Regions from separate parts of the Homo sapiens genome. Here regions 1 and 2 are each linked to region 3. A link is a contact called in ENCODE Hi-C or POLR2A ChIA-PET data. All regions are on one chromosome and are shown on one strand. The core of a region is the stretch at or near the end of the contact, and the rest is flanking DNA. Distances in the headings are between cores, read along the strand shown.

The links. Hi-C counts contacts between places; a loop is a spot of excess contacts on that map. ChIA-PET counts read pairs that join two places held with the same protein, here RNA polymerase II (POLR2A). Pooled maps may share reads with other maps.
Region 1: a pooled map shows a loop between it and region 3 (2.3-fold over the local background). The contact joins the promoter of SERTAD2-AS1 here to the enhancer-like site in region 3. A Hi-C loop is called at or near these places in 1 of 50 pooled maps. POLR2A ChIA-PET finds 5 or more read pairs at or near these places in 2 of 52 experiments (H1 and activated CD4-positive, alpha-beta T cell).
Region 2: a loop to region 3 is called in a pooled map, with 3 times the contacts of the local background. The contact joins the promoter of LINC02579 here to the enhancer-like site in region 3. A Hi-C loop is called at or near these places in 1 of 50 pooled maps. POLR2A ChIA-PET finds 5 or more read pairs at or near these places in 2 of 52 experiments (A549 and T-cell).

The regions. Positions count from the first base shown.
Region 1 is chr2:64,634,747-64,639,378 of GRCh38, reverse strand. SERTAD2-AS1 (SERTAD2 antisense RNA 1) reads right to left here and starts at 2,455. Exons shown (of 2, transcript XR_940172.3): 1 at 1-2,455. It overlaps SERTAD2 (SERTA domain containing 2), which reads left to right. Exons shown (of 2, transcript NM_014755.3): 2 at 2,504-4,632. The coding sequence starts at 2,508. The coding sequence ends at 3,452.
Region 2 is chr2:64,604,945-64,609,792 of GRCh38, reverse strand. LINC02579 (long intergenic non-protein coding RNA 2579) reads right to left here and starts at 2,481. Exons shown (of 4, transcript NR_034023.1): 1 at 2,373-2,481. LOC105374773 (a long non-coding RNA gene) reads left to right here and starts at 2,554. Exons shown (of 7, transcript XR_007086343.1): 1 at 2,554-2,765; 2 at 3,552-3,656. RefSeq lists a silencer at 56-735 and enhancers at 1,245-1,744, 1,745-2,246, 2,964-3,013, 2,529-3,728.
Region 3 is chr2:65,299,457-65,304,056 of GRCh38, reverse strand. No RefSeq gene overlaps it. Among named protein-coding and RNA genes, the nearest start is that of ACTR2, 74 kb to the right of the region's middle. RefSeq lists an enhancer at 3,118-3,227. Within about 2 kb of position 2,741, at least 29 of the 41 ENCODE cell types and tissues checked have a DNase peak (open chromatin) inside an H3K27ac peak, as active enhancers do.

The DNA of each region.
Region 1 (4,632 bases), core at 1,206-3,705, 660 kb after region 3:
GAAATAAAAATACAAAGTTATGGAAAATAGAAGCCCCATTTTAAAAATTCCATGTACAGACATAACAGTTACTGTGTAAATTTGCTGTAGAAGTTTCTAAATAATAAAATGTCTCTCTCTACATACCTCATCGTGGACCAGTAACAGTTCGCAGACAGGCACCATCTGTGGCCACACTTTGAGAAACACTATTTTAGAGTGTGTATGTATCTGTGTACTCACACATTTAAGTATGTTGCCATGATCACATTATAACATAACATAAATCTTAGAACTTTATATGAGAATTAAATGCACTTAGCTCTTTAGCAAAAGTGAAATTTTTCTATAAGTATTTAAATGCTTAAATTATAAGCAAATACCAATAGCATACCTGTGAATACAGTTATGTTTCAAAACCCAGTTGTCCAGTAGTACCTCTCATGCATGAAGTAGAAAACGTTTTGCAATATGAGATGAAACCACCTCCACTCTGATTCACCTTCAAGTTTAAACAGATACTTTAGATAGGAAATGTTCTATGCAAAGTAAATACACAGATGAGAATTTTAGCACTAAACAGTAGGAAATATGTCTATCACTTGAAGTATTAGACAAACCAACTGTTACTATCATAACCTTTATTGCCCTGAAGAACAATTAATTACTGGACTGGTCATTGTGATTGACATTGACAGCCATTTTTTAAATGTTAACAAAATGAGGGGAAATGTTTCATGCAAGTAACTCCACATTCTTCATAAGTATTAACAAATCTCAAGCCGATTCTGATGTTGATAGGTCGCAGCTTGTTCATCTGTCTCTTCTGGAGACCTCATGAGACATGAGGTAAGACGGTTACCCCAAGTGGCAGGCTCCATGTCTACCTGTATACTGGCCTTGAGGGCAGCATGGCCTGCTTTGTGACAAAGTATGAGAAAGAAGTTCTGTGAAGTTTATATTCCATTTAGCCTTATTTCTTTAGGTCGAGACTTGAAATTCAAAATGGTGATCAGGTGTAGGAGGGGCTATTTAGCCTCTTGAAGGCCAGGGTGTTCATGTGGGACTCCCCACTGGGCCTGGCCAAATGCCTATGACAGTGTAGATGTGGATAAGTTATTAAAGGATTGAATGAGGTGTGATCAATCAGCTGAAGCAGTTCATTAAAAGGTAAGTGGCATTTAGAAGAGAAATTGAATAACTACAAAGCAGTTGCCTGTATATGAAGACATGAGAGTGAGTCACACTGAGGACAGGATTAGCAGGAGTCCCTGAGAGTGCTGTAGCTGGAGGCGGGGACGGTGAGGGAGCAAGCATGGGCCTGGCTTCATTCGAACCACGATCCTGGTCCGAACACCAAAAGACAGGTTTCTTGTTAAATGGTTAGAAAGTGAGATCTTTGAGGCAAAGGCTAATGAACTTGAGATTGTTCTGTTTAGACAGTAGAAGTTCTGAAAGGAGGTTGTGACGATGTCACATGATCTTGGAAAGTTGGAAGGCCCACTCCCCAGAAGGTGACAACCAGTTGATAAAATGTATTCACTAAGGCCAGAGCAAGAGAGGACACAGCCTGGCCTGTGAGCAGCAGGCAAGATGGGGCAGGAGTTCCTGGCTGCAGTTTTAAAATTCAACCCATTACCAGATTCTCAGGGTCTGAGATATGAGGTCATGGTTTCCTCAAAATATGCATGTATCTCTGGAATCACAGGAGGTAGTTTGTTAGGAAATGTCTCGAGTACCCAAACAGCAATGCTTATAATCAGAGCTAATTACTTCAAAATTAATCCAGTTGTCTTCAAACATAACTGTGTGTGGATGAAGTTGAGCCAAGGAAGAACTTAGGCTGGGACATACGCATTCCTCCCCTTGATTCTAAATGAAAAGTGGCGGCGGCTCAGTCACTGTGGTCATTTAACACAGGTGCAGTGCTTCACCACATGTCCCCAACCAGGCAGAAAGACTCCGTGCTTAATGAGGAAGGAAAAGCATTTTGAAAGCACACACAGTTCTACCCAAATTATACATGTTACCTTTCTTTAACTTGGTTCTTTTAATCCTTTAAGAAGTGCTCAAGCTGTAATCTATGACACCTGTATCTGTTTAGGTCATAGCATTGTAAGTGTTTTCTTGGGCTTTAAAAATAAATCTACGTGGGGGAGGGAAATCGAACCTGCATGATAATCTTAGGCATGCGAACACAAGCACATGAGCTGAGAAAGTCAAAATCATGGTTTCCATGGTAATTCTTAACTTGTCTGTGTCGTACACATTTCTCAAGAAATACACTCACCAGACTACCTAGTGATAAAAATTGCTCCACAGGCATACAAAGGTGGATTTTCTAACTCTCTCTTATTGTAAAAGGTCTTCCTTCCTCCCACCCCTAATTAATCCACGTGTACTTGTAAATAACCCTGGGCAGGAAACTGAGGTCCAAGTCCTGCCCTCTAAATCAGTCTCTTTTTTTATGGGAGAAATCAGCTTTCATGTGATTAATGCCATTTCCTCTCTCTCCCCTCTGCAGATATATGTTGGGTAAAGGAGGAAAACGGAAGTTTGATGAGCATGAAGATGGGCTGGAAGGCAAAATCGTGTCTCCCTGTGACGGTCCATCCAAGGTGTCTTACACCTTACAGCGCCAGACTATCTTCAACATTTCCCTTATGAAACTCTATAACCACAGGCCCCTGACAGAGCCCAGCTTGCAAAAGACCGTTTTAATTAACAACATGTTGAGGCGGATCCAGGAGGAACTCAAACAGGAAGGCAGCCTGAGGCCCATGTTCACCCCCTCCTCCCAGCCCACCACCGAGCCCAGCGACAGCTACCGAGAGGCCCCGCCGGCCTTCAGCCACCTGGCGTCCCCGTCCTCCCACCCCTGCGACCTCGGAAGCACTACGCCCCTGGAGGCCTGCCTCACCCCGGCCTCACTGCTCGAGGACGACGATGACACGTTTTGCACCTCCCAGGCCATGCAGCCCACGGCTCCCACCAAACTGTCACCTCCAGCCCTCTTGCCAGAAAAGGACAGTTTCTCCTCTGCCTTGGACGAGATCGAGGAGCTCTGTCCCACATCTACCTCCACAGAGGCGGCCACGGCTGCGACTGACAGTGTGAAAGGGACCTCCAGCGAGGCTGGCACCCAGAAACTCGACGGTCCTCAAGAGAGCCGCGCAGATGACTCAAAACTGATGGACTCTCTGCCTGGGAATTTTGAAATAACGACGTCCACGGGTTTCCTGACAGACTTGACCCTGGATGACATCCTGTTTGCTGACATTGATACGTCCATGTATGATTTTGACCCCTGCACTTCCTCATCAGGGACAGCCTCAAAAATGGCCCCTGTGTCTGCCGACGACCTCCTCAAAACTCTGGCTCCTTACAGCAGTCAGCCTGTCACCCCAAGTCAGCCTTTCAAAATGGACCTCACAGAGCTGGACCACATCATGGAGGTGCTTGTTGGGTCCTAAGACCCAGGGACCCAGCGACTATGCCCACCCAGACCCCAGAGCGTTCCCATAACCCTGACAGTTCTCCACACTGTGCATGCACCCTTGCTTGCCTTTTTCAGAGAAAAAGAAAATTTTACAACAGGATCACACTAGTTTTTGCTTTGAGCAGAGTTGGAGTGCCTTCATCCAAGTATGACCACTTTTAATACACTTTTTTGAGTGGTTCCTCAGAGACCTACTACCCTGGTATAGGAAAGAATCCATTTGAAGACAATGTTGCAATGTTGAATGACAAAAATAAACAGTTCAAGTGAAGCACAAGGATTAAGTTGGAAAAGCTGTAAATTGCATGTGCATATTTGTCTATTTTTTCTATAAGTTTTATTGCAAGAGGTAAAGAAGAAAACTATATATATATATCTTATTTAGATAATCTCAGTACCTTTTCTGGCATTTTTGCCCTGTATAGGTTGACTTGGCAATTCGGCCTTTTTAGAGGCATTAACTACTCCTCGTAAGTGTTGCATTTACATGGCTGTTTAGAAAACTGCTGCCCAAATTTATTTTATATTTTTGTACAGATTCTGCAGTTTATGATATTGTTTTTCTAAAAACAAATGCTGTTTATACATATGAGATAGCTATTTTGATAGGATTTGCTCACATAGTTCCTGCAAACTTCAGATGTACAAGTTGCACTTGTACTTTTATAGAGTTGTAATGTTTTATATGTGTATGGTGCAAGAGAAAATTGGATCAAATCAATCTGCAGTTGATGTCCCCAAATGCAAACACAGGCACACACATGCACACACCCATAAACACACACACAGTGCTTTAAGAAAGGGCCAGGTGATATCACACCCAAATTTCACAAGCACTGACCCCCTGGCACCAACACCCGCCAGTACTGTGACTTCCAAAGCCAGAGCCACATGTGCTCATCAAACTTGCATTAAGCAGTTGGCGGGAGATGGCTGTGGAGCTGGGGGTTTAAGTGATGGTTCTCTTTTGCTCCCTCTTTTGAGGGTAAAGCTACTGTCTTTCTTAAGAGTGTATTTATGCCAAGTTTGCGCTTTTAATTGTTTTTATTTTGTTTTTTAATGAAAACCCAGATCTTTCCTTTTTGGCATAATTTTTATGATGACCTGAAATTTTACATCCGAACAAAATTTTACATCCGAAAAGCAACCAACTT
Region 2 (4,848 bases), core at 1,232-3,731, 690 kb after region 3:
GTCAAAACCGCTTGGAGGTCCACGACACCCAGTCTGCTGGTGCAGGGGTTCTCATCCAGAAGATCTTGGGTGGCTACAGGAGCCGCATATTTTTCTACCAAGGTCCCCGGGGATGCGGCTCTTGGCCCCAGGACTGGGCCCAGGAGGTCAGAGAGAGTGACCGTCAGGCGCGGCGCCGCGGGGAGACGGCCCGGGCTCAGATCCCAGGGTGGAGGCGGGGGCGAGCGCCCGGCAGAGGGGACGGGGGGCGCCGAGGGGACCTGGCGCGGCCGCCGGGCCTTGGGAGCGCGACGCGGAAGCCGCCGGAGGCCGGAAGCTGGGGCGCCCCCGAGCGGGCGGGCGGCGGACCTGCGGCTCCGGGCGGTTCGGCAGCGCAGCGCGGCGCGGCCGCCTGCAGGCTCCCAGGCTCGGGTCCAGCCGCCACGACCGGCTCGCGTGGCTCCGGGGGAGCGGCCGAGAGTGAAGCGCGGAGAGGGCGCCTCGGAGGCTGCCGGGGCGGCGGGGCGGTTGTCCTCTGTAGAGGGAGCGGAGCTTCCCCCTGCCCCCAAGAGCACCGGCAGCCCCGGCCCCCCGCATCCTGGCATCCCGGGCCCGGCGGCCAGAGCAGGCCCTGCGCCCCCTCGGCTTTCTGGTCCTCGTGCGTCCCCCGGGGCAGAGGCGCGAGGAGGGACGGCCGGCTGAGGCCTGTCACGCCTTCACTCCCGAGTGTCCAGGCGGACGGGGTCCCTGCCTCTCCAACCCCTCCTCTCCCTTGGCTTCCCCCAGGGCACAGAGCGCTCCTCCTTGTCCACAGGAGACACAAGGCTTCAAACGCACACCCCCACACCCCAATCCTCTCCAAACACACTCAGGGCGCTGGCCACTGGTTCTCCTTCCTCCTTCCTTCCTTCCTTCTTCTGTCTTTTTTTTTTTTTTTTTTTTTTTTTGACAGAGTCTTGCTCTGTCGCCCAGGCTGGAGTGCAGTGGCACGATCTCGGCTCACTGCAACCTCCGCCTCCTGGGTTCAAGCGATTCTCTTGCCTCAGTCTCCCGAGTAGCTGGGATTACAGGCATGCGCCACCACGCCCGGCTAATATTTTTGTATTTTTAGTAGAGACGGAGTTTCACCATGTTGGCCAGGCTGCTCTCAAACTCCTGACCTCAAGTGATCCGCCCGCCTTGGCCTCCCAAAGTGCTGAGATTACAGGCGTGAGCCACCTCGCCTGGCCCTTTTTTTCCTTTTTTTTAAGAAAGGAAGATCTCGCCCCTTGCCCAGGCTGGATTCGAACTCCGGGGCTTAAGCGATCCTTCCGCCTCAGCTTCTCCAGCAGCCAGGACTGCAGGTGCGCACCACCATGCCCGGCGTAGCCACCCGTGTTCTATCCCCAGCACAGCTCCTTAGATGGTGACTTTTAACAGCTCACTTCGCCTCCCTGTCCTCAGTTTCTCCTTCTGGAAAGGAACTGGATTGGATGGGGATGGTTTCTGAGGCTCCTTCCAGCTCAGTTGTCCACCTTAAAGGTGTAAGTGGCAGAGGGTGGAGCGGGTCTGGTTCAGGGAGGAGAGCTGGGAGTAAAGGCAGGCCAGGGGCTGCGAGGTGGGTGGAGGAAAGGAAGACAGGAGGGAGGAGAGCGGGGCATGGAGGATAGCTTTGCCAGCCTAGCCCACCAGTCCCGGCCTCTAAGAGCAGGCTGGCAGAGCCCCAAGAGCCTATACCACGGAAGGGCCCCATGGGAATCCCCTCACTCTCTGGGTGCCTGAGTTTGCAGATATCTGTTTGCCAAAGGATGAGGGAAGGAACAGGAAGGAACGTGCCGGCAGGACTGGAAAATCCAGCTGGGCAGGAGATAGCTGTGGCTGCACCTCGCACTGGAGGCTGAAGCTTTGCTTGGCTCTGCCCCTGTGTCACGTGTCAGGTGAGGCTGCTGGACCCCTGGAAGCCCCGCCAAGGGAAGTGACTACCACCAGGCCGCAAGCTCCTGTGCAGAAGTCTAGCAGCCTTTAGCTTTGGGGCCATACACATGTGCTTCCAAGACGGTAGGCAGATGACGTTCAATTTAAATCCACTTTCCTATACGTTTACTCAATGAGTTCAAAGATGCTTTTCATTTACAAGCTTGGCGGCAGCTTCCAACACATTAACCCAAAGGCCTTCATGTTCTCCCCAGCCAACCCCTTTGTCCCTCTGCAGAAAGGGAACCTCCTGCAAAATGTCCAGATGGTTCAGAGAAGTATATATGACAGGCTGGTTGCAAGTGGCAGGAACGCCCCTCTAAGTAGTTTAAAGACATATGTATGGGTGTGTGTGTGTGTGCACGCGTGTGCATGTATATAATTTATTTTTTGCTCAAATAATTTTGGTAAAGGTAATTAACTAAAGGTAAATAACTAACCTTTACCAAGAGCAGGGATGTGGCTGGGCCCAGAATGCAAGACTCTCCGATAGCAGCTCCCAAGCTTAACAAGTTAAAGACACACTGCAGCTTTTCTCCAAAATTCTAGTTAAAAGCTGAGGCCGTCACCAAACAATTGTTGCCAAGAGCTCAGGATGTTGTGGTTGGAGGGGCCTGCGCCAGAGGTCCACTTCTGAACCAATCAGCAGGGCCCGGGGGCTGGGCCATGTTCTGCTTACCTCACAGCTTCCACACCCACAGGGTTTTGGGAACCGGAGGCAGGCGGACAGCCCCAGGAGTCATAATGAGAAGAAATGCTACCTCGGTACAGTGGACGAACGTGCAAACCACACAGAAAGTTTGAAAAAGGTCTACTGGAGGCTCTGCTTTCTGGTAATGGCTCCAAAATACAAAGGGCCTCACACTCCGGCACTGACGAAGTCCATACGGCTCTTAGGCTGACACCCACCAGCCAGTCAATGGGAGAGCTGGGACCAGAGGGCTGACTTGACCTCTTCAGCAGGAGTGTCCAAGGCCTTTGTGGGCGGTGGTGCAGGTTGTGCGTGTGAATAATGAAGGCAATTCATTATTACTCAGAACACAACACCTTGGCGATCTTTAGAAACATGAGAAACAGAGCTTCCAAGGTACCTGCTCACACGCCTCTCTGGAGGTAATCGCTGTGCCGTGGCTCTTAATGAGCCACTCTCCACATGGCCTGAGGCCTGGCACCGTGGGAATTCCCTCTGTCCCTGAGTCATAGGCCTCTGCTACTGAACTGTAAATAGGGACCGGGTCAATGACAGCGGGACAGCTGGCCCAGGGAGCAGGGTTGGGGTGGGGACTGCTGGGAGGCTGCCCTGTTAATCTCTCTCTACCATACAAGGCACTCCTTGGGTGACCCCCGTGACTGTGATGCAGAACAGGGAAGGAGAGTGGGTGTTAACCTTGAGCCTAAGGCTCCTCCTCCACCTGTGGGACTGTAAGCCACCTCTCCTGGGCTGAGGGCTCTGGAAGGAGGCTTGGCTGCTCCTCAGCACTCGGGGAGCGGTTTTTCAGGCACACACACTTGAGCTCCATGACCTCCCAGATTCCCACCGCCCCTGCTTGACTCTTCCCCTGTCTCCCCTTCCTGAAATGACCCCCTCTGAATTCCTTTGACTGTTCTCTGGTTGTCAGTCTCACAGTGACAGGTGTGTAAAGCATGAGGTGACCTTGGGCAAGTTGTTCAACCTCAGTGTTATCACCTGTAGAACGGAGAAAACAAGACTACATACTTTGGAGGTAAGTGTAGGTTCCAATGAAATAACAGAGCTTGAGGGGTCCTATAGGCACATGGGCCTGGAGCCAGACCCCCTGGGTTCAGATCTGTCTTGCCGTGGGTTTTGGGGCAAGTTCCTTTTCTGTGCCTCAGTTTTATCATCTGTAAAGTGAGATGAGAATAATGGTACCTATTTCTTAGGACTCTTGGGAGAGTCAATGAGCAAATACACAGAAAACACCTTGAACAGGACCTGGCGCTAAGTGCTGGGTTGAGAGCTAGCTATTATTGTTGTTGTCAGAGAGCTTAATGTTGTGCTGTGCATACAGGAAGCTCTCAAGAAATGATAACTCAACAAAAGAAAATAAAACAAAACCCGAACCTGCCTCCTTCAATCGGGCCTTGTTTCCTAAATGAGCCTGAGCTCCTGGGTGAGGTGCGGGCATAGCAAGAGTTTCACACAATTTTGATCCTGTATCCGAAAAGCTGCCAGACACTGTGTTTTTCTTACCCTTCTTTTTGGGGGTGGAGTGAGGATGTCACAAACTCCCTTGGGAAACTGATGAAAGCTACAGACCCTCTCCCCAGAAAGGTGCTTGGAAGCAAATATTCACAAGATGTTGCACACAGTTTCAGGGGGTTCCTGGGCTCCCTGGGAGCCAGGGTGAGAAGCTCCATTTTAGATGGTGCACTGTGCCATGTCTCATTTGTTGGTTTGATCCCAACAAAACACAAGCTAGCCCTGCTCCTTTGCTCATCAGTGGGTTGTACCCCAGCTTCCACCCTGGCTCCGGGGACTCTCCTTGATTCCTCTGCCCGGGCCCTCTGGCTCAGTGCCAGCTCCAAGCTACAAAACTTGGCTGGGAGTTGAATGCAGAATTTGTTCAGCGTTTGAAGGCTAAGAAAGAAAAAGGAGGAAAAAAGTAGACTCGACTTAGAAAAAAATCAGACAAAAGAAATCATCCTCCAAGCCAAGTGCTATAATTCATAGGGCTCATATTTGCTGAGTGAGACTAAATGGTATTTATGGCTAAGCGGCCCTGGATTCACCCTGGGTTGAGTGATCCAGGAGTTGCCCAAAGTCTGGTGGAGAGGGCGGGGTGGGCCTGAGGGCTGGAAGACCAGACAACTTGCACAGGGAGACTTTGTTGCTGTTCATAGATGATGTGGTTTTTCCCCTGCTTAATGTTAAGTGTAGTTTCAGAATTTTGTATG
Region 3 (4,600 bases), core at 1,492-3,991:
GTATTTTTTGTTTGTTTTGTTTTGTTTTGCTTTGTTTTGTTTTTTTGAGATAGTGTCACTCTGCCGCCCAGGCTGTGGAATGCAGTGGTGTGATCTTGGGTCACTGCAGCCTCTGACTCCCGGGTTCAAGCGACTCTCGTGCCTGAGCATCCCAAGTAGCTGGGACTATAGGCACACACCACCATGCCTGGCTAATCTTTGTGTTTTTAGTAGAAACAGAGTTTCCCCCATGTTGCCCAGGCTGGTCTCGAACTCCTGACCTGAAGTGATCCTCCTGCCTTGGCCTCCCAAAGTGCTGGGATTATAGGCGTGAGCCACTGCGCCCAGCCCCCATAATGAATTTTGATGTAACCAAGTGATGTGGTTTTAGATTCCACAACTAACCTTTCTTTTTCCTGGAGACGGAGTTTCGCTCTTGTCACCCAGGCTGGAGTGCAGTGGTGCGATCTCAGCTCACTGCAGCTTCCACCTTCTGGATTCAAGCTATTCTCATGCCTCAGACTCCCGAGTAGCTGGGATTACAGGCACCTGCCACCACACCCAGCTAATTTTTGTATTTTTAGTAGACAAGGGGTTTTGCCATGTTGGCCAGGCTGGTCTTGAACTTCCGACCCTAGGTTATCTGCTTGCCTCGGCCTCCCAAAGTGCTGGGATTACAGGCATGAGCCACTGCACCCAACCTCCCACGACTAACCTTTAAGAAATTATTACCTATGAGTTTTGGCAGAGTATCAAAGAAGACTACCTACAAGGATCTCTCAAAAGACTATTAAACTCTCTTCCCTTTTCCAACAACATATCTGTCTAAGGTCAGGTTTTCTTCATATACTTCAATCAAAACAACACATTACAACAGATTGAACTCAGAAGCAGATATGAGAATCCAGCTGTCTTCTATTAATTAAAGGTTTTCAAAATATAAGCCAGTATTTCTGTTCTCTAAAATATTTTTTATTTGGCAAATGTAGTTATTTCTTTCTCTTTTTTTGAAGCAAGGTCTCCCTCTGTCTCCCCAACTGGAGTGTAGTGGTGCAATCGTAGCACACTAACCTCAAACTCCTGGGCTCAAGCAACTCTCCCACCTTGGCCTCCCAAAGTACTGGGATTATAGGCGTGAGCCACTGTGCCCGGCCTCCTTAGTAATTTTTAAGAGTGTACAGAGATCCTGAGAACAAAGTGTGTGGCCTCTTCCTCTCTTGGTTAACAGGCTGTTTTGTAGTCAATTCTGCTCTCATTCCCTTCAACTGCAGCTTTGACTCTGGTCTTCTATTTTTGGTTACTTTGTATTGCCTTCTTATTTTAGACAGCTCCCTTTGTATCTCGTCTTAGACTGTTTTGTCATTCCCCTTCCTTCTTAGGCCAGTTCCGTTGAAGCCATATCTTCTTGTGTCATTCAGAGGACCCTAAATTGCAGTCATCTAAGATGAGCCTCTGTTTCTTGTAGAGTAGTAATGTTCAGAGAGACCTGCTACCTCTGGCCCTTGAGGGCAGTTTTCTCCCCTTCAGGCTCTACTCTCTTTTCTCTGGCCCCTTGTTGGTATTTTTTCCATTGCATGGAGAGCCCTCTATCCAGGCTTGACCTTGGCCATCAGACAAGGCAAATGCCTTGTCCTAAGCCTCCCAGTTGGGTGCTGGCAGCTTCCGCTTGTGGATCTATGCCCGTCTAGCTCAGATGTTCATGCCTGGTGAGCATTATCTGGGGTATTTCTGAGCCAGCCTACAGTTGGATCTTCTGCTCAGCTCTTAAAATCTCTGATTAAACCAGAGAATCAAATGTAGTTTACATCGCTTCTTTGAGCGGCCACTCTTAGCACCCTCCCCTTTCTACCACTGTTGAAGATACTTCCTCTAGCAATTAAACACCTGAAAAAGATGATGTGTGTCTTCAGCTAGTGCTCGCTCTCTCTCTCTCTCTCTCTCTCTCTCTCTCTCTCTCTCTCTCTCTCCCTCTCTTTGTTGTATGCTGGAAATTGCAGTCTTTGTTGCTTTGGAGAGAGGAGGATAGAGAAGATGAAACTGGGTTCTGTCTGACCTAGACGATAATTCCTGCCCAAGTGGAAGGCTATCCACTGACAGAGATTGAGTGAAACAAAACTATTTCCTTCCTTCCTTCCTGGGGCTGTCTGCCCCATTCTGGCTCAGAGGGGGCAACATGAATGGTGTGAAATCCAAGAATGTTCTAAATGCATCCCCAGGACAATGTGATTCGTGAACATTCTGACTGGTTCATGGTCTCATCTTGGTCAGGGAGCTGATGCCAGGTTTCATGTCTCTGTGAGACTTCCCGGGAATCTGAAGGGGATGCCGCGAGGGGTGTCAGGTGTGCCTGCTCCGCTTCTACACTCATCCTCGGGTCCTTGGAATCAACATTTGGGGCTTGTTGCAAAATCCATCCCACGTTTTTTCCTCTTTTGTCGAGCCTGGGTAATAGCTGCCTCTGTCTCATGCTTGCCATGCTCCATCAGTAACTATGGTTGCCTTTTGAGTGTCTTCCAAAAAAGCCTTTTCCCTGCCAAAGGAGAGAAAATCAATCCTGTCTGCCTATCCCTAAAAGCTGACATTGTCGGCTGTCACAGAACCATCCTGTGAAACGTGCAGCGAAGGAGAAAGGTTGAAACTCAGGCCTCAGGGCTGTGGTCCCTTTCGAGTCTACCCTCTGGGGCCAGGAAGTTGTGGTGTGGCTCCTGCGTGATGTTTTTGAATGAATGCCTTTGCTTCCTCGCTGGCTTGATGCGACTAACAGAAAAGCCACTTTCAGAATGCCTCGCCTCACCCGGGGCCCAGATATTTACATAGTGGCCTTTCATTCTGCGAACAGTGTGTGCCTCTGCAAATATTTTAGGCCTCCCTGCATGCTTGCGGGCCCCTACGTCCCATTCACCAGCTTTTAAGTTTGTTTTGCAGGCAGGGAGCCACTGAGAGGGAGGCCTGACTCAGAGCACAGGGGGCCCTGCTGTCTGCTGCCGCCGCCTCCTGCCACTGCAGACTTGGCGGGGAAGGAAGCAGTGGGTTTTACAGCTGGTGTTTTTGGTTTAGCAAAAAAAAAAAAAAGGAGTGAAAGAGAAAAGAATTTTTTAAAAAAATACCTCGCACATGTAAAATGACACTAAATGTAAGTATATGTGCAGTATTTTGGGATGATAGAAATTGCGTGTTTTGCATGATTCATCCTCCCTCTTGATGACAGCAAAGGAGGTTTGCACTCAGCCTCTGGTATTTTGGGAGTTTGTTCCAAATGCTCTGAAAAGAGAGAGTGAGAAGGCCCAAGCTCCTCATCCCTTCCTCAGAAGGAGGGTTGTGTCTGGGCTAAATTAGGGCAGCGTGGCATTTGCTTCCTCTCCTCTCATCTGACTGGTAAAGATTTTCATTTTTCTACCAAAAACTGGGTCAGCTGCTCCATGGGTGCAGGGGGAGCAGGATGTGGAGCCAGGAGAGGGCCATGCTTTCCCAAGTCTGACTTGAGCCTAGAAATATGTGCTGGCAGAGCTGGCTGGAAGGCCCGGCCCGGTGCTGACTCCCAGCAGGTGCATCGGGCTTCCGGGACGGGGGCGAGCATCACCAAGGCCAGCGTCCAGCGGCCAGGAACACGCGGTCTTTCTAGGATTCAGCCTCTGCAAGTTACCAAAACATTGTGTGCTGCCTTGAGGCTGACACATACCTTGGCAGGGACGATGAGGCTTCTGCCCAGAGCTGGGAGTCCCCGAGGGTCAGGCTGACCTCCAGGCTGCAGCTTGGCCTGGAGGAGGGACCACACGGTGGGTGTGGTGGCCTCTCGGGGCCAATTCAACTTTCTCTTGAAGCACCAGGGCCTAAGAAGCAGGATGATCCAGAAACCAAGTCCACAGTTAGGGAAAATGGGGAGAGGCTCTCAGCTGCTTCCCAGGCCACTGGCTGGCCGGCCCCAGGAACCCCACCTTCCAACCTAACATTTACTGTGAGAGGGGAGGACTTCCTCACTCCTTGGTCACAGGCAGATTGCAAGTTCGCTGTCGAGGTTAGACAGCCCTCTGTTTAAAAGTGGAATATTATACCTCTGAAATTCAAAACTTCACTTTTCCAAAGCTATGTTAGAAATGCTATGGCAAAATACAGCACTGAGTCCAAAAACTAAAACGATTAATTCCTTCTTGCCTTCGGAGGCATTTATTTACTCAGCTTAAACTCTACATTTGTTTTGTGAGGTTTTCTGTGTATGTGTGTTTTATTCTACAGTAAGATGGTTAGGAAAAATAAGTGACCCCTGCAGATGAATTAGCAATTGGGTAGCACCTAAAAGCTAATATTGGTCCCCAAATCTACTGTTAACAACCTCCCCACAGACCTGTGGTCATTCCCCTGCTTAAAGCAGCCCGTATTTGCCAGCCCCACCAGCCTAGGAGCTTGGCAGAGACACATACTGCTCAAGACTATCCAGGAGACCCCTCCCTGCCATTCCAAGTCCCTTGCAGTTAGGCGTGGCCACGTGAATAATTCTGGCCAGTGGGCTGTAAGTGACCGGGGTGAGACACTTGAGGGTCAGTGTGTGATCTGCCTGCATCCTCCATACCCTGTCCCAGCGATGTGCCCCTCCCCCGGGGCAGTTCTAGAGGCCACACATTGA